Regions from separate parts of the Mus musculus genome. Here regions 1, 2, 3, 5, 6 and 7 are each linked to region 4. Evidence: chromatin loops called from intact Hi-C (ENCODE). Cell type or tissue: heart. All regions are shown on one strand.

Region 1 (4,000 bases), 190 kb after region 4:
AAAACGCATGCCTCGTCTCATGTCGTGCTATTAAAGTCCACTTCAGCACAGCATTACCCCTTCTCCCCAAAACGAAGTTTAAAAGCAAAGAGAGAAATCCACTTAAAGACACTCAGGGAAATTAGCATATTTTAAAAATTTTAATAATAGATTTATGAGATAAAATATAAATTCTAGAAAACAAAAGAAACATAATAGACATGGGGAACACTTAGCTTAAAACATTACACAGTGCAGTATTACATTACATGAGAAAAACTTATTAAACTATCTGAGCAGAAATATATATGTCTCTGTGGCTCTTCTTATGTCCAATGCGTATGGGCTAAGTATCTTACTTACATCTTCACTACGGAAGCCCTCAAGTCCTATGTAGTGCATTCCTATTCCTCTGTGATAGCTTTTTAAGGACCAACTTTAATGAGTCAATGTCAACTGAATAAAAAATACACTACTTAAGGCATCTATCAATAATATTTAATTATAAAACTATACTTCTGAAAACATTAGGCTTCCTGGCTGAGGTTTTGATGAGAAATCCAACAAGACTATTTGTTCCTAATAGCCAAGGCATTCTCAACTCAAAGCACAACATAGATTCAATCATGGCTCCTGACTTATGCATAGCATTGCAAATTGGTTCCTGGGCATTAAAGTGCTCTCCCTCTTACCTGTGTATCCAGCATACCAGCCCCAGGAAGCCACCATTCCTAAAAGCCATTTGTACATGAGTCCTTCGATATACCAGAAGCGCTTACTGTCCAGCACTCGGAGTGGCTGCAGTATAATTACATAGCAGATGTAGGATGGAATAGCGACCAGGTTGTTGGCGACCATGAAGGCAAATCTCATCAGGGCTTTCGCTACAATCCAGCCCAGCCACGGAGCTTCTTCCACGGTCACGGCCATTCTTACATTGGCGTCGGTCCTGTCTTTCTGGGGATGAAAGGAAAAAATCATTTCAAAAGGAAAAATGGGTGCAGTCGGCGGCAGCAGCACAGAAATCTCCAGCACAAAAATACAAGAAAACGCGAGGGTCTACGCTCTCCAGATGCAGCGCTCGCTCGCTCGCTCGCTCGCCCGCCTGGCGATCTCGAGGGCAAATTCCAGAGGGGGACAGTGAGGAGGGAGGAGCCGCACAAGGTCAAGAGAGCCGTTCTGCGGGGCACGGGCCACGGCGGAACACAGTTAACCAACGCTAGACCGTCCCGCTAGCCGGTGGCGGCCCCGCACTGCGACCCTCGGTCTCCGCACGCTGCCCCGGACCTGGACCCGGACCAGGACCCGCCGGCCGGAGGTCCCGCCACGCCGGTCCTGAAACGCCCGGCCATGCCTTTACCGGGGCTCCCCCAAGGGCTCGTCCGCAAGAGCGGGGTGCTTGCTTTTCCTCGCCACTGAAGGGGAAAGGAAAGGAGAGGGGCCCAGGAAGGAGGAGGAGGAGAAGGAGGAAGATGAGAGGAAGCCGGCGGGGAGGGGGAGGGGAGCGGGACCAGAAGGTGAAGCCGAGGGGCGAGGGATGCGGAGCCCGTGGAGCCCGCGACGCCCGGCTGAGGAGGCTCGGGCAGCGGTTTCCTCAGGTGAGGAGCCGGACGGCCTCCGGGTCGCCGCGGCGGGCTCTCCTCCGCCGGGTCCCCTCAGCGGGCTCTCCACAGAGGGCTCCCCTCGGCCAGGTATCCTCCTCGGCGGGCTCACCTCAGTGGGCGCGAGCGGCGAGCGGCGACAGGGCCGAGGGCCGGCGGCGGCGGCGGCGGCGGGAGTCCCTGGCCCGGGGGTCGCGGTCATGGACGCGGCTGCGGCGGCCCAGGCGGCCCGAGGCGCGGCGCGAGCGGGCGCGCGGGCGCCCTAGTCCCCTCGCGGCTGCCTGCGGACAGAGGCGCGGTGGGGACTCAGAGGCCGGACCTGTCACCGGGGCGGGTCCCGGGGAGGCGGGCGATGCCCCGCGCCCCCGCCTCCGCCTCCTCCCCGGGCCTACCGCGCCCTCGGCCCTCGGGCCGCCGCCGCCTCCTCCACAGGCCACGCGACCAACGGCACCCTTCCCCGCCCCCAGCGCCTCCCGGGCCCGGCCCGCCGCGCCCCAGGTTTACCTTGGGCAGGCCGGGACCCAGCCCGGGCTGCGGGAGCCGGAAGAATGCATGGCCGGCGGAAGGAGGCGGCGGCGGCGGCAGCGGCGGCGCGGCCCTCCCGGCTCCAGGTCCCGGGCGGCGTGGAGACTCGCTCGCTCCCCAGGGCCCGGTGGCTGCGTGCGCCCCGGCCGGCGGGGCGGGTTGGCGGGAGGAAGCGGCGGCGCCCCTGAGCGCCCTCTAACGAAGGCGCGGCGCGGCCCGCCCCACGGACCCCCTAGTGCGCGGTCGAGGGCGCCCCGGGCCGCCCGGCCTAGGCCCCGGACGTCGCCGAGCTCCGAGTCGGGCGGGGCAGAACGCTGCTCGGAAAGGTCTAGGAAGAAGGCCAGCTCTGCCAGCGCGCGCGGACCTTTCGGGCCCTCCTGGACCCCTTTCAGCCAAAAGGGCCGCTGCGCTGCATTGTTGCGGCTCCTTTGGCCGCCCCAGGCTGGCACGCTTTCTCCTTTTCATTCCTAAAGAAACTCGCTTGGGCTCAGAGCTTTTCTTCTGAACCTCCCCAAGGCATTACGGTCTAGTGTTTTAAATCAATTGTTTTAAGTGCCAGAGTTCTTGTTTCTGGAAAGCACCTGAAACCTGAATGACAACATTTTCAATCCCGCTACACACACACACACACACACACACACACACACACACACACACACACACGGTGGGGGCAGATCAGTGAGAATCCAGTGGTCTGCACAGAAATAGAACTGAATTAATGAAGAAAAAACAATTAGCCACATGCTTGATACTGAATACAATGGCCTTAAGAACTCCTAGCCAGCCCTGATCACTACTAGGACATTAGCTGAATTTGGGTTCAAAGGCTGAACACCATAAGGAATACAGACAGCATACCTAAGACAAAACCAAACCACCAAAACCAAGGGTCCTTTCAGACCCAGTATCTCTTGTTGGGTGTGGTAGCTGATGCTCCTAATCTCAGCACTTGAGAAGCTGAGGCAGGAGGATTGATGTGAGCTTCAGGCTAGCTTAGGATAAAGAATGAGTTAGAGATCCTGTCTATGAATAGGTAAAGCTTTGTGACTAGAGCAGCAGTTTGTTTTCTCCTTCTTTTAAAACCAGGCCTTACTTTCTATGTAGTCCAGGCTGATCTGTAATTTATAACATAGCTCAGGCTGGCCTTCAACATGTAGAAAACATCCTGCCTCATTCTCCCCAAAGTTGGGGTCATAGGTTTGAGCCACAATGCCCAGCTAGGATGGCAGTTTTCACGTGTCTCTAGGGAACTGCCATATTTGAAGGAGTATCACTTATTGTGAAAATGTCAAAGCCCAGTGTGGTGGTTCTCATAGATAATCCCAGCACCAGAGAGGCTAAGGCAGGAGTGCCAGGAGTCCTGGGCCAGCCTAGGCTACTAGACCTTGTCAAAAAAAAAAAAAAAAAATCAAACCAAAAAAATGTTCATGCTTTGATAAAACTGTCCCTCTCTTTCCTCCAACTTTGATCCAGGAATGACAGGCAAGTTGCCTTTTGCCATGTGAAAATATTTTTTTAATTCCTATTCTACACAGAACCTGTATGATATTGATATAGATATATAAATAATTTCCATGTATGTTAGCCTTTATAGCTATTATTATCCTTTACCTGTTCACAAACATATTTTACTGTACAGGGCATGCTAGGGATGTAGCTCATGTGTATTTTCAAGGCCCATCCCAACCTGTGACAAAGCACACCTAAAAAGAATTAAAGGCAATTGGCCTTGTCAAGGAACTGTCCATAGAGGCTCAACTGATGAGTAGCAAAAGAAAAGTCAGATACACCCATTCATTGGCCATTCTTCCTTTCATTTTAGGCACCAAGAACTTCAAATAAACCTAAGGAGAGAAGTGTAATAAGATGACCATTCAAGTTGTGTCATTATATTC
Region 2 (4,000 bases), 600 kb after region 4:
CAGTCACAGGACATCACCTCTGCCCCCGCCCAGTTAGCATCATGGTTTCTGTGATGCAATACTTGGCCATGCTAAAGCTTATAATGGTATCCCGGGTTGGATTCTTGCTGTGCTGTGTGTTTGGCCCAAGTTACTAAGCACCACGGGGACCATATTTTCAACTGTATGGTGTTGACATCAGAGAGAGGGGGATACTATTACAGCAGTTTGCAGATGGCGGGGCTGTCTGACTAGGCAGGCTGTACCTGGAAGGAGGCTGGAATTCTTCAGGAGAAGGGCTTTCCTTCTTTCCTCCTCTTCCTCCTCCTCCTCTTCCTCCTCCTCCTCCTCTTCCTCCTCTTCCTCCTCTTCCTCTTTCTCCTTTCCTCCTCTTCCTCCTCCTCTTCCTCTTCCTCCTCCTCCTCCTCTTCCTCCTCCTCCTTTCCTCCTCTTCCTCCTCCTCCTCTTTCTTCTTCCTTCTTCTTCTTCTTCTTCTTCTTCTTCTTCTTCTTCTTCTTCTTCTTCTTCTTCTTCTTCTTCTTCTTCTTCCTCTCTCTCTCTCTCTCTCTCTCTCTCTCTCTCTCTCTCTCTCCTTTCTTCACAGGAGTGGTGTTCAGACAGGGTCTCCCTATGTAGTTCTGGCTGTCCTGGACTCACTATGTACACCAGGGTGCTTGAAGAATTCACAGAGATCTTAAAGCAAGCACCACCATGCCCTACTAGGTGGAGTTTCTTTTTCCTGGGGGAACCTCTTGGCCTTTCAATGGATTGGGGGCGGGCCATTGAAAGACTGTGACATAGTCCTTCAGGTAGAGTCACCTGACTGCAGATCTCAGCCTTGTCTGTCACACCTGGCTGAGTACTTCACTCCTGGATGGATATGTAAAACTCCCCCTCCCACGGCTACAGGGAGTACCTCGTCTACACAGGCATCTTGTGAAGACGAGATGGAGACACACAAAGTGCTTGGCACAGCGACCCTGAACCAGCCTCTGCGCCTGCTGACCTTATTATAAAAAGTTGAGAGTGTGCTGAGGAAAAGCTCACATTCAGGCACTTCCATTTTCTTTCACGTTCTATTATTTTCTCCCATCCCTTTTAGTCTGTTGATAAATCCCTGTTCCATGACCCTGAAATAGGTCGTGGGTGCTACCGGCAGTAAGAAGACCATGCCCTCAGAGCAGTTTTCTCTGAAAACAAACCAAAACCAAAACAACAACAACAACCCTAAAACCAAACCAAAACACCCACGCAGCTTTCCTCTTTTCCGAAGAGGTGCACAGAGGGCAGGTCTGGCTCCGCTCTGGGCCCAGAGACTGGTGAGGGACAGGAGCTCTGACCAATGTCTAAGTCCTCCTGCCGGCTGTGCCCACGCTCCACCTACTTCCTCTCTGCCCAGTTCTTCCGTGGCCCTGCATTAGAGCCGCTGGAGCACTTGTGGTCGTCCTCTGCTTAGCCAGAGGTAGGCAGGCCACGGCGTGTCCCAGGTGAAGGACAGTGAAGGTCCCTTCCTGTCGTACGAGCCCTGAGGTTGAGGAAGTTTGCCCCCCCCACCCCACTCATTCGCCCCTACAGTCCCAGAAGTTCTCTCTGGGCTAAGAGTGCCCTCTAGTGGTCAAGGGCGAGAAGGCGACCGGAGCCTTGTGTTCCAAAGCTCCAAGTTTGGTCCTGCCTTCTCTGATTCAGTCTATGCCCAATTCAACCTCCTTGGGCCCAAATAGCCTTACTCTGCAGGGTGTGGTGAGGCAAGCTTGGAATCCAAACCCTCAAGAGACATTCAGGAGAACTGAGTTCAAAGCCAGCCTAGGTTACAGAGCAAGACGGTGTCTCAACGCGCACACATTCACACTTGCACGCACGCAGGCACAGACCTGTGCACATAGGCACAACAAATAGCCTCACCCACAAGGGGAGTATTTCATCATCTAGGGTCCTTCCAGCTTAACTTCAAAGTCCCTGTGTACAATTTTGGAATTACATTTTTGTTGTTTCCTTTCTTGAGACAAGGTCTCATGGTTTGACCCTGTGTCATAGGCTTTCTGTTGCTGTGATACAATGCAGTAACCGTGACCAAAAGCAACTTGGGAAGCATACAGTTTATTTCCTCTTACACTTCTAGGTGACACAAGTCTTTTTTGATTATCTGATTCTTCACTACTCCCCCCCCACCCCCGAGAAAGGGTTTCTCTGTGTAGCCCTGGCTGTCCTCTGTAGACCAGACTGGCCTTGAACTCAGAAATCTGCCTGCCTCTTCCTCTCAAGTGCTGGGATTAAAGGCGTGCGCCACCACTGCCTGGTAACTTTACAACTTTTAGAACTTAGATCAGGCTCTTCTGTCTTGTGTTCTTCTCTCTGAGGTGCCAGCTGCCAAAACGATGTTCAATCCCTTTGTAGCTACTGACCAAAGTCTGAACTGGAAAAGGCATTCCAATGTCCCTTCCCAGGTGGTGGTGGTGGTGGGGGAGGCCATGTCTTCCCCTCTTTCTGGAGAGCAGACAGGAGTATATGTTCCATTAATACCCTTTGAAAGGGTGGCAAAGGGCATGTGAGGACACCACAAAGGTCCAGGTTCACAAGAAGAAAGGTCACCACAGTCCATGGGGTTGTGGTGTAAGCTGCCCTCTGCACCAGTGACTTCCTCAGTGCCTCAGGCCTCTCCCCTGCTCCTCACACCTCCCCCCCTGCTTTCCAGGAGGATCAGCCCATCTACTTGGCAGTGAAGGGAGTGGTGTTCGATGTCACCTCTGGGAAGGGTAAGTGGCTCATCACTTCTGGGGAACTCGGGCAGAGCAGGTGCTTGGAGGGATGAGGCAGGGGTTCTGTCAGGCAAGGCCTTTCCTTCCCTCTGCAAGGCCGGTTGGAGCTGAGCCTTGTCAGGGTTTCACCAAAACAGGTCCATGGACTTAGTGCTCCATTGATGCCTCATTTCTACTTGAAGGGCAGTGTGTTCAAACCCCATGAGCACTCTGTTAGAAGCCAGAAGAGTGTCCCTTGGCTAAGAGTTGCTGTTGTAGAAGTGGCAGAACCTTTCAGTACCATGCAGTAGCTTCCCTGACTGTATCTACTCTACTACCAGGAGGTGGGTTTTCACTACTCCTCTAAGTCCACATGGTAGAAGACTTGAGTTCCTGAGATGTTTAAGACCGGAGGCTCTTCTTGTCTATGCTTGTGTATACATACACACACACACACACACACACACACACACACACACACACACACACAGAGACCACACAAAAGCACACACCTTATATACAGGTAGACAGACAGACACACACAGACAAACACACCACATAGGCACACTTTCAAACAAACTATACACACACACACAAACACAGAGACAAACTCATCACACAGACATACACACATTCTAAAGACAGACACACAGGCACACATATAAACACACTCTTTCTCTCCATATATATATATGTATATATATATATGTATATATACACACATATACATATATATACATATATATAATATATATACACACAGAGAGAGACACACTACAGACATACACCCTACAGACAGACAGACAGATAAATAGACAAACACACACACACACACACACACACACACACACACACAGTATTTAACCCAGGGCTTTATGTACCAATGAGCCACATCCCTAGCCTCTCTCCCCCTTTAAGAATACTTATTTTGAGGCAGGCATAGGCTGGTCTTGAATTTGCAGTTCTACACCAGCTTCCTTTCTAGCTCTGACTACAGGCCTGCATCATTAAGCATAACTTACATTTTAATTTTTTTAAAAAAAGGTTTGTTTATTTATTTACTTTATATCTATGAATACACTGTAGCTGTCTTCAGACACACCAGAAGAGGGAATCGGATCCCATTACAGATGGTTGTGAGCCACCATGTGGTTGCTGAGAATTGAATTCAGGACCTTTGGAAAAGCAGTCAGTGCTCTTAACCACTGAGCCATCTCTCCAGCCCCCTACATTTTAGTTTTTAAAGAGACTTCATTGAGTGTTTTCTGCAGTCTCTCAGCTGACAG
Region 3 (4,000 bases), 330 kb after region 4:
CCTTCCCCACTCCCACCCATCCTCTCAAAGCCAGGTGTGCACAGAGCCATCAGGTTGAGTGATGTCACTAAACCTTTCTCTCTGCAGGAAGGGGATCTTGCCTGTTTTCATCTGGACAACTTCCAATCACTGGAGGGGCAAATACTTGGTCTGATGATAATAATCTACATTAGGAAAAGCTACACTTATTAGAGTAATATGTGGGACTCAGCCTTTAGCAATGTGTCACACTACTGTTCCCGGCTGATACAATGTGTCTTGTTGAGCTTAGGGCTTATCTGTAAAACACTCAACAGCCCCCACTTATTTCTTACACATATGTGTTTTAATTTCAACTCTTCTTATTAAAAAGGTTGTACTATTACTTTCATTACAACTGTAACCTTTTCTTTCAAAGAGCTTCACTTTTAATTATGTGTATGTAGGGGGAGGGAGAGATGGGTGTATAACAGACCCTCTAGAGTTACAGGCAGTTGTGAGGTTTGGGGTGTGAGTGCTGAGAACTGAACTCTGGTCCCACAAAACAGCAGTGTGGCCTCTTAAAGGCTAAGTCATCCCTACAGCCGCAGCATCTTTTTTTTTTTTTTAATGTAAACCTTATTTCATTGTTATTGTATGTATGTGTGCACATGTGTGTGACTGTCAGGCTTGCACAGGAAGTGTTTCACACAGTAAACCATCACACTGGCTCACAACACTTAGAAGGTAACTCTGGATGTCCTTCCTTTCCTTGCTCCATATCCTTACCCTGCTCTACAACACTATCTACTCTTAGCCTGGGACAAGATTAGCTACGCTAGAGCCATACACATTTCGGTGGGAAGGGAGTTGGCACTGAATAAAACAGTGTAATGGGCCACATCAGGTCTAGGACTTGGGAGGCTGAGGATCAAAAGTTGAGAGTTATCCTTGGCTTTAGGGAGTACAGGCCAACCTGGATGTCACAGACTTTAGTAAAACGTAAAAAACTCTTACCTGTAACTGGTTTCAAACTTGGACAAGGAACTAAGGTGCATATTTAACATGCCAAAGTCTAATTGACCTCCAGGTTCTCTCAGCATCCCCCAGTCCCTACTTGGCACACCCTGCCCCCCAGACTTGAACTTACAGATCCTTGGTTTCCAGTCCCGTTCTCTACAGGTTACACACTGGCTACAGTTAACCAAGAATTGCCTATAGTGTAAAAACCTTGGCAGGAAACTGAAGCAAAGGTCTCACATTTACACAGGACTTCTTTATGGATAGCTATCTGTCAAAGTCCCTCTTCAGCCTTTAATAAAGGCATCTTTTCGCATACCACTGCCATTTAACATTTACAACAGCTGACATACTGTGCCCACTTTGCTGACATATCGAGGCTAGATGATAATGCCGCATTCCATAATCACTTTAGTAGAACTGGAATTTAACTCCTAACCCTAAAATTTTTTCTCTTAGCTACCTGTATAAGGGGAACTAACTCGTGGAACTTGTGTGCAGAGAATGAGCGCGTTCAGCCAAGCTTTTCGGATGTTCTCATCCACATGGAACCTGCTTTAGAACGCGCAATTGACAGTCTCGCAAGACAAATCGCTGTAAAACGCTCAGAAAATCATTTGGCTCTCTTAATGAAGGCTTCACCTGCACTGAACGTTTTAAAAAATAATCTCAAAATTCAGCACTTTATCTTATTTGCTGCCTGGGAAACCAGAGACTGTGCCCCCAAGTGGTCAAAGGCATCCTCGCAAGCACGAGCCTCTGCTCCAACTGTGCAAGGCTACTCCAGCAACCCTGCATGCGCCTAAGCGCTGGCTCCAAGACTAGCAGCCGTGCTTCCCGCCCCATACATCGGCGCATGCGCCTTTCTAGCCTCTGTAGCTGCCGCCACTAGGTGGCGCCACTCCCCCCAGACGCTTCGCCCGCGTCCCTCCTCCGTACCTTTGTCCAGTTCCATAAGAGCGGAATTAGCGTCCAGCTCCTGTTCGCCATAGCCGGCATCGGCCAGGAACGACTTGGTTGAGTTTGACGCCATGACCCGGACAGTTACCCGACTCGCCCAGTCACAAAGATTGCAAACTCTACCCCAGCACCGCCATCTTCTCCCGCCGCGGTCTCGCGGATTTTTCCCTCCGCGCGCTGTCAGGCAGTGTACGCATGCGCCTCGGTCGCCCCGCGGTTCGCCAGTTCCTCTCTGGGCCCCCCCGCGCAGGCGCTCAGGGAGCCTGTGAACCTTGGGTTCCCGCGGCTGAGCGAGAGGGAGGCGGAGCTTAGGATGGGGGCGAGCCTTCGAGGCGCCAGGACGCTGCGACGAGAGCCAATCAGAAAGCGTGACGTCAGTTTGGCGCGGAGTTTGGCGGCCGGGGCTCTTAGTGGCGGGAGTTGGAGGCGAAACCGCGCCGCGTTGTGGAGGGTGCAGACGGCGGCTCCTGTGGAACTTGGGGGCGATCTTCTCGGCGTTCCCCTCAGCTGAGCCTTCTCCTCAGGCCCAGATGCTCTTCAACTCGGTACTCCGCCAGCCGCAGCTCGGCGTCCTGAGGAACGGTGAGTAACGGCCCCAACGGCCGCTGGCCGTGGCGGGAACCACCTCCCCCCAGGCGCTCCACCTTGGATCGCTGCCGACTGTGGGCCTCCAGGTCTCCCGCGGCCGGAGCGAATCCGGGCGAGCGAGGACCGCCGAAGAACATCGTGCTTGGGTTCCTTCCGGACGCTTTTCACCGTAATCGAGCTTTTTAGTTCGGAACGGAGGCCGAAGTTAGGACGCTCAGTGGCGTCCCGGGCCCCTGGCTGCTTACGTCAATATCGCGCGTTAACTAGAGAGTGCACGCTTGTGAGAGTCGGGGGTGGGAGACGCTTTGGCACCAGCGATGTGCCTGCCGTCTCTGCAGAACCTTAGCGATCCCTGCAAGTTCGTTGTGCACCAGCGCGCATGGCCCGCAGTTAAGGAACTCAATCTTAAGGCGCCAAAGTCCCCTCCCCCATCTCTGCAGGCTCTGAAAAGTCCTAAAATACAGACTAAAAGATGCCCATAGCCACACCCACGAGGTGACCACGGGTAATGGATGGAAGGGTATTGTTCCAAATGTGTCTTGATGCCGAGGTACTTCCAGAAATGGGATTAAACTCGTTTTTCTCTTCACGGTGGAATTCAGCCATGTTCTCCTGTTAGCATATAGAAAGCCAGCTCATCTCCTACAGTACTCTTAAAAACATTGGCAATCTGAGATGCGATTAGGCTGATGTGTTGTTAAACTAAGACCTTGAAGAGTGGTCCTAAGAATGTTGAGAAGAGGAAAAGCTCCTTGAGGTCCTGCCCGGATCTAAAACTTTGTAGTCGTATTCCCTCTGTGGATACTCTTGTAGTTACATTCTGCCTCTTTCTCTGCTCGAACTTTACAAAAGTTACTTCGCCCTGTGTTAGGAATGGCCGCCCTGCACAATGGTTGTGAGCGGTCTTCGGAGCGTCTGAGTTTCAACTCCACCTCTTTTCCTATGTGCTACATTTTCTGTCTACCCACTTTTCAGTCTGTCGTTCCGGCTTACAGATAGCCAGACAGACGTTCAGTGATAGGCACTGGCATTCATTGATTGTTACCTCCTGAAGTCTGCATCTCTTTTCCCCTCCGGTGTTGCTGGGCCTTAAATGATTATAGCCGTAAGTAAGGATTCTACTGCTGCTACACTCTTCCATTCCCTATGTTTTGGGTTAATTTCTGTAAAAGCTGTATGTATTGAACTTAATCTAGACAGTTAGGCATACAAGCATCTTATATTCTAATGCCCCAAACTGAGTTGGCTTCTTCCCAATTTTTGGGAGTGACATTATTTTAAACTGGTGTCCCCAGCTAAAACTTAGACTCCATATTCCTCATTATGACATTTTCAAAAGAAAAAAAAGAAATCCCTTAAGTCTGCTTGAATCTCTTTTTCCATCCCCACAGATTCAGCCTCTTTACCTCAAACTGAGTCTTCCATTTTCTCTATTCCATCCCCACCATTGGGCCTGATACTTTACTCCCTGATC
Region 4 (4,000 bases):
TTATACTTACTTTAAACAAAAATGTAACATAGTGTTAAAACTGGCTTTCAAACGTGTTCCAGCATAGCTGCACTATGCACTAAGAATCACAAGGCTGCAATGTAGCACTCTCTATTAGGCAGTTCCATTATGTTCTTACAAAAATAGAATTAAACTGTGCGACCAGACAAGGACTTCAATTACACTACTTGGCAAACTTAGTATTTCAATGGAGTCTATTTTCTCTTGCAGTTTAAAAGCAAAAGTCAAATATCACATCTTTTTCAAGACTCACAAAGATGATTCGGGCTGTTTGTTTGGCACGTTTTTAATCTCTATCACCACAGCAGGGAGACTGCCTTCAGCTTTAGTCCTCCTGGCCTTCTTCTCTAGATTCTCACTGAGTTCTAAACAAGAAATGCTAACTGTTGGCGCCTTCTCTGCATCCTTCCCAGAATGCACCTGTGGCCGTGTCCCGCAGCACTGCTTCAGGGCACACTGAGTTCTGCAGGCGAGCTCACACGGGAGCACACTTGACTTAGAGCCGACGCTAGCGAATTCAGGCTGGATGGTGGTAGCGTGGATTCCATGATTATGAAAGACATCTTTAATGGTCTTGGCCACCTGCATGTAGGAAGCGGGGTCCTCACATTTTATGTGGGCAGTGGCGATGATCCTGCTTCCCGCCAGCTGCCAGACATGTAGCTCATGGACTTCCTCAACGCCGTCAACGTCTCGAAGCTCTTTCACCAAGTGTTTGATATCGATTTGCTTAGGGACAGTTTGTAGAAGAATGAGAGCAGACTCCTTGAGCAATGGGTAAGTCGTGTACAGAAGTATACAAACCATTATAATACAAAGGGTTGGGTCTAGGTAGAGCACCCAGCATGGGCCAGCGTCACGCATCGGGGCCTGGGTGCTGTTAATTATCTCTACAGACGATTTGCAGGGATCAGGAAAACACGGGTTCGTACAAAAGTCGTCTTCAGTACAACCCTTCCAGTTAAAGTAAAAGACCAAGGCATTCACGACCACGATCACGGAGCCCAAGGCATCTCCAAGGACGTGCAGAAACACTCCTCGCATATTCAGCTGCCCAGCCCTGTTGTCTTCCGCTTCCAGATTGTCAGACTCCTGGATGAGATTCCCATTTACTTGTACATCCACTGGGTCATCACTTCTCAATTTTTCTGGCTCTACAACAAAACAATACAATTTTCACTAAGCACATTTAAAGTGTCCACAGAAACATCTTGTCTGGCAGTGAGTGAGTTTAAACTTGTTTCATAAAGCTGTGACAATGACAGTGTGCTGAGAGCAACCCACAGTGAGCTAGCCCTGGGTCCCGCCAGTACCCAACAGCGGAGAGTCCACTGTGTCACTGGGCTACTGCTCCTTGTTCCTTCCCACCTCTCACCTGCCCTCACTGCTGGGATGGGGTCGTGTAAACACTGCGTCACCTCTCTGAAACATACAAGAGAAACAAAACTCTAGGCAATCAGTAAGCATCACTGAAGGGATGTCCTCTGACAGGAACAAACCTGATGTGAGGGTCTCTGTCAGTGGCACTAGACAGACTGAGAAAAGCAGCTCTAACGTAAAATCATCGTCAAGAACATAAAACATAGCGTCTTTGTAGAAGGGTTCACAAACTGACAAATCAACAACCTGGGTCTATTGCTGGGGGTGCAGGCCTTGACCCCAGAGAGACATGCAGGAGGTAATCTGTGAGTTTGAGGCCGGCCTGTCCTACAGAGTGAGTTCCAGGACAGCCAGGGCTATCCTGAGAAACCCGTCTAGAGGAACCAAAAACAAACCAACAAAACAACCTGAAGCTATCAACAAAGTTGGAAGTCAACAATCACTAAGTAACCTGAAAGTTCCCGTCAGAGGGCACACCTGAGGAGCTTCTCTTTCTCCTTTCCCACGCACCACCTGAACTTCCAAACATGTTCCTATGCATTGGAGAAGGTAAGCTGCCTCCGTAAGTAACCTAACCAGATACAAGTGGCAAGAAAAACTGGAAGATACACACAATGTTAACATCGAGGGTGGTAGGTTCTTTCTCATTTCTTTTCAACACTTACCTTCCAAATTACCATCAAGCACACGTGCTCAAGATGAAAAACGCTCGTTAAAACCACGAGAGTAATACATCACCACTGGGTCGAGCACCATTATGCCAACCCGAGGAGGTGAGGGTGCAACGTGCCTTGGCAGGTCCCTAAACAGTGATTTTCCGGATTAGGTGGTCGGTTCAGGGAAACACACACTCCCGTTCACAAAGGCCGCCTTTAACCAGGGCCCACACACCCCCAGCACATCATTATCAAACTTGTTCAGTGGGCACGAAACCACCGCGCACCTGGGCGCGGGGCGTGGCACCCACCGCGGTCGCCAGGGGGCGCCTGTCCCGAACACTGTGGCGCTCACCTGCCTGGTCCGCCTTCAGCCCGTTGGAATTGCTGGTGTTGGCCACCAGCGTGTTGGTCTCCTCCTGGTCCGGCGCCCGGCCCGGCGGCGCGCCCGCCTCGACCCCCGCGCGGCCCGCCTTGCGCGCGCCCTTGGCGAGGTGGCCGTGGCCGTGGCCGTGCGAGTGGCCGTGGCCCGCGCCCTGGCCCTCGCCGCTGTGATGGTGGAACAGACAGAGCCCCAGCACGTTGACCAGCAGCCCCGCCACGCCGACGCTCAGCACCACGAGCGGCTGCTGCATCTCATGCGGCTCGATGAAGCGCTCGACGGCTTCCAGCAGGATGGCGAAGCACAGCCCCGTGAGGAAGATGGCGTTCACCAGTGCGCCCATCACCTCAGCGCGGATCCAGCCGAACGTGTTCTTCTGCGTGGCGTGAGTCCTCCGGGCGAAGCGCTCGGCCACCAGCGCCACTACGAGCGCCAGCACGTCCGACAGCATGTGGAAGGAGTCGGACAGCATGGCGAGCGACGCGGTCACCCGGCTCACCACCACCTCCAGCACCATGAACATGAAGGTCAGCAGCAGCATGCACAGCAGCCGGCCGCGGTTGCGGCCCCAGCAGCCCATGGCGGCGGCCTGAGGCTCGGCGCTGACGCGGGAACGGGAGCGGCGCTGTGGGGAAACCGCCGGCCGCGCAGCTACTCAAGCGCCGGCGCTCGGCTGGGCTGGCGAGGCGGAGGGCGCGGCGGGCCACTGCGTGCCGAGGGGCTGCCGAGCATCGGACCGAAGCGCTCGGGAGACGGCGTCCGCGGCGACTGCGCTCGGCCCGGAGGCGTCCGCCGTCTTCGCCCCCCCTCCTTTGCAGACGGTTTACAAAAAAACTTTGCTTTGCACTCGGAACCCCCGTTTTCACACGGACCCGAGCGTGACAAGGCCCCGGTGCCCCGCCCCCCAGGCCCGGCTCGCCTCCCCATTGGCCAGAGCTGCCTCACGACAGCCCCGGCGTCCCGCCCTTCCTCGGCCTCTATTGGCTAGCGCGGCGGAGGGGCGGGAGGGGGCGGGGCGCGGCCGCGGGAGCTGGGGGCGGGGCCTGTGCACTGGGGAGCCGGGCGTGGGCCGGGGGCCGCGGCCGGGTGCAGCGGCGGGCGGTACGGGGGAGGGTGGGCGCGGGCCGCGTGCAGCGGTGGGCAGGCGGCAGGGCGGTGGCGCCGAGCCCTGGGGCGCAGTGAGCAGTTGCCGCTTCCCGCGGTGCGGGTTCCGGGCCGCGGTTCCCCTTTGCCGGCCCGGCCGCCCCAGACTTTGATCCTGGGAGCTGGGTGCACGTGGGGGCGGCTGGGTGACAGGTCGGCGCCCAGGAGGGGCGGGGAGTGTGGGCTGTGCGGACGGCGGCGGGGGCGCGGCCGCGGCCGAGTGAGGAGCTGAGTTAGGAACTGGTTGCTAGCAGCACAACCTTAGCCTCAGGAACACTTTCCATCCAGGGGTCACCCGCACGGCCACCCCCCACCCCTCCCCAGGGCAACCGTGTGAAGTCAGCTTGTCGCTGACACTCTTAAAGTGTGGAGTGCTGACTTGGGGCGGGAGCCTGCTGCGTGACTTGGGCAAGTCACC
Region 5 (4,000 bases), 47 kb before region 4:
CCAGCCCTGCCATGGCCCGAACCCCAGCTCACAGCTTCCTCTGCTGCTCACCAAGCTGCTTGGACATCAGCGCTTCCTTTCCAGGAAGAGGCAGAGCCATGACAGAGAAAGAACAAACACAGAAGTGAGCACTAAAGAAGGGTGCCGGTGTGGACCTCCACAGATGAAGACTGACCCGCTCACCCACCCACACCCAACCCAGCACCCTGGCAATGGCCACTCTACCAATCTGAAGCCATCTGGGCTCAGGTACCTCAGGTCAGGACTGCATAGGATCCTTGAACCAGGAGGTGGCGGGTCCCTTGGTCTTCCTTAGTCATAAGCCCAGACAGCCCCTGTGAATGGAAGAGGGAGGGACACGGTGTCCTAGAAATCCCAAGGTGGATATAAAGGTGGGCTAGGGGTGGGTTGAGGAAAGGGTACGCTGGTAGAGGAGGGCAGGACTCCCTTACCAGAATGGAAAGGCCCTGAAGTCAGCTCCTGCTACCACAGGAAGCAGAGACTGAGGAGGCCTCTCATTGGTTTCCTTCCTTCCTGGCCCTGCCTTTGAGGAGAGCCTCTCACCCCAGAACACACAGCCTCCACCCTCTCCTCACAGCCTCTCCACCACAGGGGTGTCCTACTCTGCTCAGACCTAGGGACACTGCCAGGCCAGTTGCCCCCACCCAAGGCGAGGGAGGAGGAGCCCCAGGTCACTGCTCCCCAGCCTGGGGACCTCATGGAAATGAGCTGGGTTCTGGACAGCAAAGGAAAGCCTGCACATGCAGGGCCACATAACCTGCAAATAAGCATCTCCTCTGTCTTATACTATCCACAGCCCTCTCTCCAAGACTTTGGGGTTCTCTCAGCCCCATGTCCCATGTGAGAAGATGGCAGGTCTTACAGATTTCAGGGTTCCCTACCCCTGTCCCTCTGGCCTCCCTCACCCTCCCAGTGTCCAGATTTCTCAGCAATCAAGGCTGAGGCTATAGCCTCAGTGGCTACATTTCCAACAGAACCTGTTCCTATCCTTCCAGGCCTCACAGGAGTACGGAGGTGGGCTGGGAGAGCCTTGACACCTTGGCAGGGGTCCGCAGATGCTCCAGACTGAGCAGCAAGGGTCCATGCCTCTCTGGCAGGTCACCTGACTAAACCCAGCAAGACCACATGCACTGTTAGTTTTTGCCTTGAGGGAGAAAGCTCCTGGTGCAGGGTGAGATTCAAGAGAAACAGCATGAGGATGTCTAAACCCTGAACCCAGATAAGCAGCTGGTTTAGAACACAGCACCAGGGGAGCCAAATGCCAATGGGCAAGTATCAGGACCTGCACTGCGGGGTTCACAAACAGGCTCTTTTCCGGGGACTGCCTCTGTCCTCCATTCCTGCGTCCTGTTGGGTTGTCCAGTGTAGAGGGTTGGTAGTAACACTCTGGCTCCTGTCCTGACAGGCCTGGGGTGACACATCTATCATCAGTTGTCCAGGACAGCAGCAGCAGCTCACCCTGGTTAGCCCCGTGTCTCTGATTTCTCAGTGGTCTTCTCTCCTAGCCCCAAATCAGGGCTTCCCCAAGTTTGGCCCAGGCTCAAACAACCTGACCACAGCTCCCAGGGTAGAGAGGAAGCCGAGCAATCCTCAACCCTAACAATGCCTGCAACAGGAAATTCTTCAGCAGCTTTCAAAGGCACAGTCACCAGGGGAAGGAAGTCTCACGGGGTGAGGCCCAAAGTAGGCCTAGGCCTTCCAGAGGATGGAAGAAATGAGAACAGGCCTGGAGCCTGGGGAGAGGGCCACCCACTGCCTACGGCCTTGCTATGGAGTCCAGAGGGCAAAGTGAGCTGTCCTAGGCTGCTATGAACCCATTTCCTGAGGACAGCTGAACCAGTAACCTTTTCCACACTAGTCTTGCTGTTTCCAGTCCAGCCTCAAGGGGTTGGGGATAATGTCCTCTGAGTGGCCAGCCATCCCACACCAAGCAAGGCTTCAGCCCCAGCTCCAAGGTGAAACTCTCTCTTCCTTTCATACTTTAATGACAGCAAGGAGGCACCTCCATTTGGGTATACCTATAGTCCTCTGAGCTGCGACTTTTCCTAAGTCTTCTCGGAGAGACAGTATTGCGTTTGATGGTGACTGGGATAGTCAGGCCCACACCCACTCTCCGTATAACGGAAACACAGAATCGCAGGGAAAATGGGGTAAAGGCCCATATGTGCCTTTCAAGCAAGGGGAATGGTAGTAGCAACACAGACTTCTGTGTTCATCCTCTGCCTTTTGTTAATGTCATTTAGGGGGTTAGCTGTGGGATCTAGGGCACCCCTGGGGGTGGGGATGGGGTGTCTACTGAGTCACCATTTAACAGACAAGGAAATGGTTGTTAAGAAAGCTCAAGGCTCAGTTAGGAAGGGGCAAAGCTGGGATGAAACCCAGGGTTGGCTACCTCAAAGCAAGCACCTTGAGCAAGCCCTGTTCATTACTTTGTCTCTCCCCATCCTTCCCATCCCCCCCCCAAGTGTCCCCTCAGTCATGGAAACAGAGGTGAGTCCATAGGGTCAAGACTGCCTGGCTGTTTTCTCATCCTTCACTCATGCCCTGTAGTGGGTCTGGCAGTGGCATCAGTACAGTATCTATGGCAGGTCCCTCTAGAAGTTGGGAAGTGGGCTCCTCCTGATGCCCTCTCCTCCATGACCACCATTATCTCCCGAGAACTTTGAAGATTTTGAGTCCTTTGGCCTTTTTGGCCCTCCAGGAGACCTGGTGAACTCACTGTTGCCAGCCTTTCTCTGAGCTATATTTAGGGTTTTATTGCTGTGAACAGACACCATGACCAAGGCAAGTCTTACGAAAGACAACATTTCATTGGGGCCGGCTTACAGGTTCAGAGGTTCAGTCCAGTATTATCATGGTGGGACCATGGCAGCATCCAGGCAGGCATGGTGCAGGAGGAGCTGAGAATTCTACATCTTCATCTGAAGACTGCTAGAAGACTAGCTTCCAGGCAGCCAGGATGAGGGTCTTAAAGCACAGTGACACACCTACTCCAACAAGGCCACATCTTCTAATAGTGCCACTACCAGGGCCAAGCATATACAAGCCATCACAGCTTTGTTTGATCATTTCAAATTAGCTCCGAATCCTCACAGTTGGAGGGATGAAGGGAGAACCAGAGAGGACAGAGAAAAACCAGATTCTACTGGGGACACTCGCTGCCAGTCAGACATTCATTCCAGAATAAAGAACCCCACTTTTTTCTGTGGGCACACTGGAGATGTCTTTGTGACATGAGTGTAGGCCACTGGGACATCATCAGCTCTAAGCTCCTGGACTATGCATGAACATCCTTAGAGCAGCCCTGCCCAGCATTCTGGCCACTTACTCTTCCACCCCTGATCCAGAACATCTGACACCTGAGGCAAGGAGAGCCCCACTAGGCCCATCTCAGATGTCCAATATGGTTGATTTGGTGGGTAACAGTCAGAAAGATCAGAAGACAGAAGGTATCTATTCCTGTTCTTTAAAATCTCCCAGAGGGTCATCCCCTGCACAGGTATACTTCTAGAAGTTTCCCTTCTAACAGACAGCTCAAATACCTTTCAGGAGAATGAACAAATGAGTTGATTCTGTGTGTTTTGTGTCACCATGAGAAAGGGTGATCTACAGTCCGCGGCAAGGAACGGAGGCCTCGTGGATATTTCTCTGCTGAGAAAGAGACCATACAAAAGAGTCCTTTTGTTTACCAGGGCCCACCCTTCTAAAGGCTAAGAGCGGGCAGACAGCAACGCAGCAGCTGCCTCTTGCCCTGTGGAGGAGGCATATTTTCTGAGAACTCACAGAAGTCTGTAGGATGCTGAAGTGAATCACGTGTTTGTATGTGTGGCATGGTGTACTTCACATATGTAACGCTCCATCTGGCTCCACACTGGGATTTGCAAACTTTAGTATGTGTTAGCTCTGCCCACCCACAGAAAAGAAGGCAGAGATATGAGGTCACTTTATGGAGTTTGGGTTTTGCTTCAGATTCATTTTA
Region 6 (4,000 bases), 73 kb after region 4:
CATTTGCAGGCCATCAGCCAGCATGAACCTCCCTGGGGTGAGACTGATTTCAACATCTTTCTGAGAAATCCACCCATCAATGCGGGTCCTCATTTTCCAAGTCACTGAGCACTCCTGGTACACCTCGCATTCTCTTCATTCCTTTCAAAGCCCAATCCAGTTGGGAGCCTTGCCTTTGGTCTCACAACAAGACCTGTCTGTAAGTGGGACAGACTTCAGGGAAGGGCCCTGAGCAGCCTGGGTGTCTCAGGCATCTGGCCCGGGCCTCCATATGGCAGACAACATCGAGGAAAGCTGGAGGAAGAAAAATCATTCTAGACCCATCCTCCCGGGGTCTTGCTTTAAAACCAGCAGCTAAATCTACTCTACCCTACCTAAACCTGCCCAGTCACCTCTTTCAGCGCCAGGTCTAAGGGCCACCTGACTCTATCACACCACTCTGGCCCATCTTGCTAAACTGCCCAGTTGTCTTGGGTTGGGGTTTTTTTTTTTTTTTTTTTTAAACTCTTCTGCTTTTTATTTTATTATTTATTTTTGGTTTTTCGAGACAGGGTTTCTCTGTGCAGCCCTGGCTGTCCTGGAACTCACTCTGTAGACCAGGCTGGCCTAGAACTCAGAAATCCGCCTGCCTCTGCCTCCCGAGTGCTGGGATTAAAGGCGTGCGCCACCACGCCCGGCGGTTTGGGGGTTTATTGTTACCGATTTTTAAAGGTTTATTTTGTTTTTTGTTTTTCTGAGGTAGGGTCTCGTGTAGCCCAGGCTGGCTTCACACTGTGTAGCCCAGGCTGGCCTCACACTGGCTACGGAGCTGCGGATAACCTTATATCCTAATTATCTTGCCTCAGCCGCTACAGCACTGGAACCACAAGCAACGGGCAATGCTCAGGGTGGGCGTTCACCTTAACCCACGCTAAGCTCTGGGAGAAGTCACACTGTGGTAGCCTGCTACCAACCAGGCTGAATGTGATCAGAAAGGCAGGGGTTGTGGAGCGTTGGAATGTTGCAGGTCCAGAGCAAAATGATCTTGGGCCATTTTAACCCAGTAGACAGCCACATGTTGCCCACTTCTGTGTGGTACCTATTGGTGTGAACATCTAGCTCTATTTTCTTCTAGCCCCAACTCTGAGACTCTCAGAGGGCATCTGAGGGCTATAACAGGGGCTCCCTGCCATGGTCCATGCACCTGACTTTGTTACTATAAAAACTCCATGAAATTGTCAGCTCGCTGGAACATGGTATTTGGGGTAACCTGAATCTGTGTGCCTGGGCCACAGTCACTCATTTTTGGCTCCAGAATAAACATCTCTTGACCCTTTGAATTGAAAGCTTCAACACCCACTGTGGGAAAGAGGTCGCTGCTATGCTGGGAGGCAGAGGAGCAGGCAGGGCGCTTCCTTCCTGGGAGCCTGATCCTTCACCAAGCCAAGGTGACTTGGGAGTCCGTCACCAGCTGTGCCACTCACCTGCGACCTGTGTGCCTCGGTTTTTCTGACACCTCTTCGCAGGGGTGTTAAGACAGAAAGTAACTGAGCTGGTGGTGCTCAGCGGGGCCATGGCCTCCCGGCTGCTGGACTCGCGGCGCCTTGGCGCCACCGTGAGGTCACTTTCTACCATTGCTAAGGCGCTGGTGAACCTGCTGAAAGCCTAATGAGAAGAATCGCCTCTCAGAGCAGCCCCTTCCTTCAAAGAGCTTCCTCTCTGGTCCAGCATATGGTCCCGATGGACTGGAACTGGCTTGCGTCGACGCCTCAGTGGCAGGACGCAAAAGTCGGCTGTGTGCCTCCACGCTTTCAAGGATCTTCTTCTCCCTGCCCTGCAAGCCCCCTTCCTCCTGCCCTACCCCACAGGGTCCCCCTACCTGCTGTTCTTCCTAACCTGAACCCCAATGTCCCCTTTTCCAAAAAGGGTTCACACACAACTATTTCCTAGATCTTTTAACCAGCTTTATTTTGCTCCCCATTGCCTGACCCCACAGATCTAATGCCGGAGACTTCGGGCTCTCCAGGGTAATGGGTTAATGTCAGGTTTTAACATGGTAGGCCCTCAATGACTGTCCATTGACAGTAAATGAATTAAGGTTAGTCTGAGATAGATATAGCCACGTCTAGCTGGCTCCAGACTTCAAAATGAAGTTTTATGGGTGACTGAGACTGCAGACTGCTGTCGTGGAAGGTATTACACCTTCGGTTATAGTTTCTAACTTCTTATAAGGACACTCAGCAGGGGCCTGGGAACAGGTGTTAGGCATCTCAGAACAGGGCTAGTCACAATCCATGTGACAGCAGACCTAAGAAAGCAGGGTGGTAGGCTAGACCTGAGTCCTGACATTGCACTGCACAGGGCTGGGGAAGGGAGAGTAAGTCACAGGTCCTCCTCCAGCTGTCCACGCACACGCGCACACGCACGCACGCACGCACGCACGCACACGTGCACACATTGTTGAAGGCTGAGTGCAGTCTCTCCTGCCTTGCTTGAGGCACTCTCCAGGAATGAACCAGAGTGAGTGAGCTGTGCAGTCCAACCACACAGGATCAAGCCCAAAGCATTTCCACTTAAAACTGACATTGCCCAGAATGAAGACAAATGATAAAACTCATGCTAACAGTTCCCCAATGTTTCTAAGGACATTTAACAGCAAGTAACACGAATCAGGGAGGCTGTAGAGAAAACACTTCCCTCCTCTTCTTGAACCAGAGTCCTGGCCCTTTAATTAACCCCAGCACACGAAGCAGAGGCAGGCAGATCTCTAACTTTGAGGCCAGCCTGGTCTATACAGACTGAGAACCGGGACAGCCAGGGCTACATAGGGAAGCCCTGTCTTGGAAAAACAAAGCAGAACAAGGAATGTTTCTCAACATTGCCCAGTGCTCCTCGATCGTCTCTGCAGTGCTAGCCTCCATGATCAGAGTACGTTCCACTACAGCCTACAGTGGAATGAATACATAACTGTAGAAAAATGGAACACAAATGACATCCGGAATAAAAACAAATTGCATCATGGGCTAAGGACATGACTCAGCCAGAAAGGTACTTGTTATGCAAGCATGGGGGGGGGGGCTGAATTCAGGGCCCAGAACCATATAAAAAATTAGGTGCTGGGGCTGGAGAGATGGCTCAGTGGTTAAGAGCACCTACTGCTCTTCCGAAGGTCCTGAGTTCAAATCCCAGCAACCACATGGTGGCTAACAACCATCCGTGATGAGATCTGACGCCCTCTTCTGGTGTGTCTGAAGACAGTGTACTTAGATATAATAATAAATAAATCTTTAAAAAAAAAAAGTTAGGTAATATAAAATGTGCTTGTAACCTCAGCATTAGGGAGGCAGAGGCAGAGGGAAGTACCCTGGGACTTAGGAGACAGCAAGCTTGGCAAAACTGTTGTATCCTGTGCCAGGGAGAATCCTTATCAAAACTCAAGGTGGACGGTTCCTGAACAATGACATCTGAGGTTGCCCTCTAGGTGCTATGCTACCTGCACCTGCACACACACACGTGAATTTGTACACATGTGCGCACACACACAGAGAATACAAACATCACAGTGATAAATTTCCACAAAATAGATTTATATTATATTGGAAAATTTATAAATAAGATGACTTGTTAATTATAAACAATTGCATCCAATTAAGTTTTTTCTAAAATTCCAGAACATTTAAGACCTCATACTTAGGATTTTTATATACACAGATTTTACTTTGTATTGCTGTCAGTATCACTATAGACCAAAGGAGAAGGGAAAGGCAGGAAAACCACTGCACTGAGTTCCCAGTCTTTAACAGGACTCCCTGCTGGCAGATTGTCAGGCCCTTCCTTCACAGAGAAGAGGCTCACCATATTTTAACATTCCAAGCTGCTACTGAAAAAGTCAGAGTTGCAAAAGATCCCAGGCATTGCAGCTGCAAGAGACCCCAGATGCTATAACCGTAAGTAAGTAATCCCTCCGACAGCTTCTACAGCTGCAAGTGCCAACAGCAGAGTTTACATAAAGCATTGGGAA
Region 7 (4,000 bases), 180 kb before region 4:
CAATCCCGTGGCCTGATAGTGTGTTTGGAGCTGGGGGATCAGCATCTGTCTACGCTGTGAGGTGCTGCACATCATCCCACCGACCCCACTATCCACCTCAGCCCTCTCTCTCAGCCTCTCCCTCTTCTCGGCTCTAGCTCTGCCTCTCCTCATAGCGCACAGTGCTCTGCTCTTCCGTCTTTCCCCATCACCACAGCACATTTGTTCATCTTAATGGCGTCTGCAGGCCCTGGGACAGCCTTTGCCCTGTCCAGCTTCTGCCTACCTGCCCTGGAATTATGCTTTTTGTCCTCAACTAACACATGACTTCATCAGTCTTGTTGTATAAACTGAGGGAAATAATGCATTCGACCAACAGGTGGCAGCCTTCCCTCTTCATCAGACTGCCCAGTCACACCAACCAGTTAAACCACTGGTGGTAGGTAGAGTGTCCTGAAGAATCATATATTTGCCCTTTCCTTCTGAAGAAAGAGTTTGTGTATCATGCCATCCTTCTCTTTATAAGTGACTCTAGTTTAAGGACTAGTAAATCAGTTTACTATTAAATAGTATATGGAAATAATGAATACTTTCAAAATATTGAAATAATGCTCAAATCTGGCCCTGTCTTCATGCCTGATTTGACACCTGCAGAGACATCTTCTCTTGTCTCAAAACAAAGCAAAACAAAACATAAACTTTCTTGAAGGTACATGAGAAAAATAAAACATGATTACGTAGAAAATTGGATGTGACGGTGTACGCCTGTAATCACAGTGTTCAGGAGATGGGGGAAGAAGGCTAGTAGTTTGAATGAGCCTCAGCTGCATAGCAAATGTGAACCAGCCTAGGCTACAAGAGACTGACTCTGGGATCAACACCACAAGCTGGGAACATATCCTTCACTTCTGACTACTCTGATATTAACACTAAGAGCACTGGCTACTCTTCCAGAGGACTTGAGTTCAACTCCCAACATTTATGTGAAGCTTAATAACTGTCTGTGACTCCAGGTCTCTCTTCTGGTCTCCACAAACACCAGGAATACACGTGGTACACAGACATGCAAGCAAGCAAAATAAAAAATAATTAAAAAAATTTAAATGTACGAGACCACACTTCTCCAATCCCACCAAAAAAGTCCTATCTATTCTCATTTAGACTTCTGTCTGTGAGTCCGGTGGCCACCATTTGGAACACAATAAGAACTTATCCTATCCCAGTTTTGGACTTCATCATACCAAGACCTTGGGTCTCATATTTAGAACAGATTGCTTCTTTCAGAACCATAGCTACATTAGTCATTTCAGACATGGTCTTTCCAGTCTATATTGCCTGTTTCCTATGGTGTCTAAATCCATAGGGTCCTGTCACCTTGCAGTCATGTGAAAGAAGGTGGAAAGTAAGGTAAATAGATGTATTGTTGGGAGGGTTAGGGAAGGAGAGGACTTAGGCTCAGTCTCTTTCAGTTCTCACAAGAGTAATCTGGTCCAGAGGGCCAAAGCATGCCCACGGGAGGGTTTAATCTCGATAACCAAAGAGTTGCACCTGGGTGTTGGGATCCTGTTGACTATTCCACCAGATCCCACATCCGCTCCCAGCTGTTGCCCAGCTCCAATGCATACCTGTGTCCACTGCAAGGGCCCTAGTACTCTCTTCTCTCCGTGATGAACATTTGATGCTCAAGACAGCTAAGTATTTCCCGCGTTTGTCTGACTTGGAAGAGGTTAGATTTGAGATGCTAGTTCACTTCGTTCATACAGGCTGCAATTACTGTGGACCTGTAGAGCGAATACACTGTAACAACTCTGTGCTAGGATTTGGGAGGCAAGAATTCAAGCTCTAGCCTTGGGTAGGTCCACTCAGTTCTCTCTAGACCGCAGATAGAACGCTCATAGTTCAGGCACCCTCCACCAGGTGGCTCTGAAGACCAGGAGAACTAACTGGGACGCTTTTGACAACAGAACATCAGAGAGACTGTCAACGTTACGCTAACAGCAGAACGAGGACTGGCAGATTTGTACTGGACTGCAGCAAGTTCAGGGAAGAAGTGATTTGAGCCAGATCTCTGATCTTGAGCAAACGTGTCTACTCAAAGAATAAATAGGTTTGGGGGGTCGGAGGGAGGCTGATTGAAGAGCAAAATATATACAATTCAAAGGCGCACAAGATACTAATGTTTCTAGAAAGAGAAGCCTAGGCTTCTAGGGTCTGGGTGATTCCCAGCATCTAGAGGGATACTTCGCCCAGCTCAGGTGAGTTTCTGGCCGCTGTCAGAAGCCTCACGCCCCGCCGCTTGGGCGCCATGACCACGCCCCCATCCTCGGCCCTGCCTCTCGGGAGACATAACCACGCCTCCACCTTCAGCCCTGCCTCTTGGGCACCCTGACCACACCCCCATCGTCAGCCCCGCCCCTCCCGGAGCCCGCCGCTGGAGCTGGCCTAACCCGCTGCTGAGGCGAAGCAGCCTAGTGCCCGCCGCCGTAGGGCGCCAGCGGAGCTCCGCGAGCCCCGCAAGTGGCGAAGTCCGGGTGAGCTAACCGTCCCGGCTCCTCAGAAACCGAAAGCAACTCAGGGTGGTGAGCCGGAGGCGTGTGTGGTAGCGGGCGAACTGAGGCGACGCGGGACACCCGCGCCCGGCCGAGGGCACTTTTGCAAGACTTGTGAGCACAGCCCGTTAACGTGAGCTTAATGCCAGGGTCTCGAGCCTGCGCCGGTGCTATAGCGCGTGCTCGATTGGAAACAGAACCCGACTCTGCAGAAGGTGAGTTCCAGATTTCAGCAGACCCGGGCGCCTAGAGGTGAGCACCCACCGCAGGTTGGACGGAGACAGTCCTCACACCACTGCTTGACCCCCTTGCCACCCAACTGTGAGGTGTTACAGTTCTGAGGACAGTTCTGAGGACTTTTGTTGCGGATCCCTCTGGGCCATTCTGGTTGGCTTCTTTCTTCCTCAGCCTCTCCACTCTGTCTGCTGACTTTCCATATTTGGCTATTTTACTTTCGTGAGAACTCTGTTTATCTCGCTGCGGCAGGCGCGGGGCTCGTCGGAGTCCAGTTGTGGGCTAAGGTCTGTAAAATGAGGAGAGACTCCCTTCTCCCCAATCCTCTCCATGGCCTGTGAAAAAAGGCATCCAGCTTGTTGCAATAAACATCGGGCATAGGTGCTGTGTGAAAACTAGATTAGGGCCAAAGAGGACGGTTCCCTTTTCCAGGAATATACACATTTTTTAAAAGTCTTAGGGAATACTTAAAATGCAAAGAAATTGGTTAAAGCATTTCTGAGAATAGAACTTCCTGGGTGTGTGAGAGATAATTTTAGACAGCAAACGTCTGGGTTAACGAGTCCTCCCCAATCCAGAGATCCTAACATAACTGAGAGTCTGGATAAAAACCTGACACCTTGGACAACTGATTTAAACAGAAAAGGCAGAAATTACAGATGGAAAGATGGATGGGAGATGAAGGTGGGAAAGGTAGTGAGTTCAGGAAATGGGTTGTCTCCAGACTCTGGACTGTAGTCTCCCTGGTCTCTTGTAGGGCTAGCTGTGGAAAGGGGCCACAACAGAGAAGGGTGACGTTCTCAGGGTCCCTGGCTAAGGCCGGTGGTGTGGGACAAGGATGGCCGACGTCAGTGGAGAACCCACTGGATGTGGGTGGATGACATAGGGGCCCAGCCACTGGGAGTAAGAGCTTTCCTTTTTGGGGTATCTCAGGGTGACTTGCAAAGTTGGGGAGCCAAAGCCTCTGAGTCAGTCCTGTTAGACTAGGGGGAGAAACAGCCTTATGTAGTTACAATCCCCACTTTCCTGAGGGGGGCCTTGAAGAAAAAAGAGCCACTAAACGTGAAGCTGCCCCTTATGGTCCATTTGCTCCTCACTCAATGTCATGTGCTCTCATTTTGTCCCCCACGACACCCTTGTGAGTCAGGGTAGCTTTGCACATCCCCCAGATGTCGAGGGGAAGCACCTAGTGTCAACTCAGTCCTGAGCTCTGCTGCTGGGCCAGGCGGGGGACTCTG

Evidence for each region. Peaks named below come from ENCODE experiments on the same cell type or tissue, not always from the same donor. Only the 100,000 strongest peaks of a DNase experiment are listed, where the experiment ranks them.
Region 1: a loop joins it to region 4, with 2.1 times the contacts of the local background. A loop is called at or near these places in 3 of 42 quality-filtered maps.
Region 2: a loop joins it to region 4, with 2.2 times the contacts of the local background. A loop is called at or near these places in 2 of 42 quality-filtered maps.
Region 3: it touches region 4 in a loop (2.6-fold over the local background); 6 of 42 quality-filtered maps call a loop at or near these places.
Region 5: it touches region 4 in a loop (4-fold over the local background); 11 of 42 quality-filtered maps call a loop at or near these places.
Region 6: it touches region 4 in a loop (7-fold over the local background); 29 of 42 quality-filtered maps call a loop at or near these places.
Region 7: a loop joins it to region 4, with 8 times the contacts of the local background. A loop is called at or near these places in 6 of 42 quality-filtered maps.

What each region holds. Positions count from the first base shown.
Region 1 is chr1:191,716,290-191,720,289 of GRCm38, reverse strand. Lpgat1 (lysophosphatidylglycerol acyltransferase 1) reads right to left here and starts at 2,266. Exons shown (of 8, transcript NM_172266.3): 1 at 2,085-2,266; 2 at 672-936. The coding sequence starts at 909. In heart, a CTCF peak has its summit at 2,328; DNase peaks (open chromatin) are centred at 1,369, 1,899 and 2,309; H3K4me3 peaks cover 3,103 bases; H3K27ac peaks cover 2,705 bases.
Region 2 is chr1:191,310,192-191,314,191 of GRCm38, reverse strand. It overlaps Nenf (neuron derived neurotrophic factor), which reads left to right. Exons shown (of 4, transcript NM_025424.3): 2 at 2,672-2,732. Among named protein-coding and RNA genes, the nearest start is that of Nenf, 5.9 kb to the left of the region's middle. In heart, a CTCF peak has its summit at 1,599 (motif pointing left); DNase peaks (open chromatin) are centred at 75, 814 and 1,351; H3K4me3 peaks cover 1,194 bases; H3K27ac peaks cover 1,224 bases.
Region 3 is chr1:191,573,869-191,577,868 of GRCm38, reverse strand. Dtl (denticleless E3 ubiquitin protein ligase) reads left to right here and starts at 2,325. Exons shown (of 15, transcript NM_029766.3): 1 at 2,325-2,520. The coding sequence starts at 2,469. Ints7 (integrator complex subunit 7) reads right to left here and starts at 2,233. Exons shown (of 20, transcript NM_178632.6): 1 at 1,918-2,233. The coding sequence starts at 2,011. In heart, no CTCF peak of the experiment used is centred here; DNase peaks (open chromatin) are centred at 1,838, 2,218 and 2,858; H3K4me3 peaks cover 3,603 bases; H3K27ac peaks cover 2,498 bases.
Region 4 is chr1:191,906,026-191,910,025 of GRCm38, reverse strand. Slc30a1 (solute carrier family 30 (zinc transporter), member 1) reads right to left here and starts at 3,245. Exons shown (of 2, transcript NM_009579.3): 1 at 2,413-3,245; 2 at 1-1,175. The coding sequence starts at 3,019. The coding sequence ends at 271. It overlaps 1700034H15Rik (RIKEN cDNA 1700034H15 gene), which reads left to right and starts at 2,499. Exons shown (of 5, transcript NR_030669.1): 1 at 2,499-2,966. In heart, a CTCF peak has its summit at 2,358 (motif pointing right); DNase peaks (open chromatin) are centred at 2,385 and 3,355; H3K4me3 peaks cover 3,356 bases; H3K27ac peaks cover 1,923 bases.
Region 5 is chr1:191,953,014-191,957,013 of GRCm38, reverse strand. It overlaps a transcript of Rd3 not described here. Among named protein-coding and RNA genes, the nearest start is that of Rd3, 22 kb to the left of the region's middle. In heart, a CTCF peak has its summit at 1,853; DNase peaks (open chromatin) are centred at 553 and 1,663; H3K27ac peaks cover 1,990 bases.
Region 6 is chr1:191,832,595-191,836,594 of GRCm38, reverse strand. It overlaps Nek2 (NIMA (never in mitosis gene a)-related expressed kinase 2), which reads right to left. Exons shown (of 8, transcript NM_010892.3): 8 at 3,546-4,000. Among named protein-coding and RNA genes, the nearest start is that of Nek2, 13 kb to the right of the region's middle. In heart, a CTCF peak has its summit at 1,602 (motif pointing left); a DNase peak (open chromatin) is centred at 1,544; H3K4me3 peaks cover 301 bases.
Region 7 is chr1:192,090,999-192,094,998 of GRCm38, reverse strand. It overlaps Traf5 (TNF receptor-associated factor 5), which reads left to right and starts at 2,400. Exons shown (of 14, transcript NM_011633.2): 1 at 2,400-2,743. In heart, CTCF peaks have their summits at 153, 354 (motif pointing right) and 1,886 (motif pointing right); DNase peaks (open chromatin) are centred at 1,898, 2,388, 3,648, 3,898 and 2 weaker places; H3K4me3 peaks cover 2,112 bases; H3K27ac peaks cover 1,291 bases; H3K27me3 peaks cover 424 bases.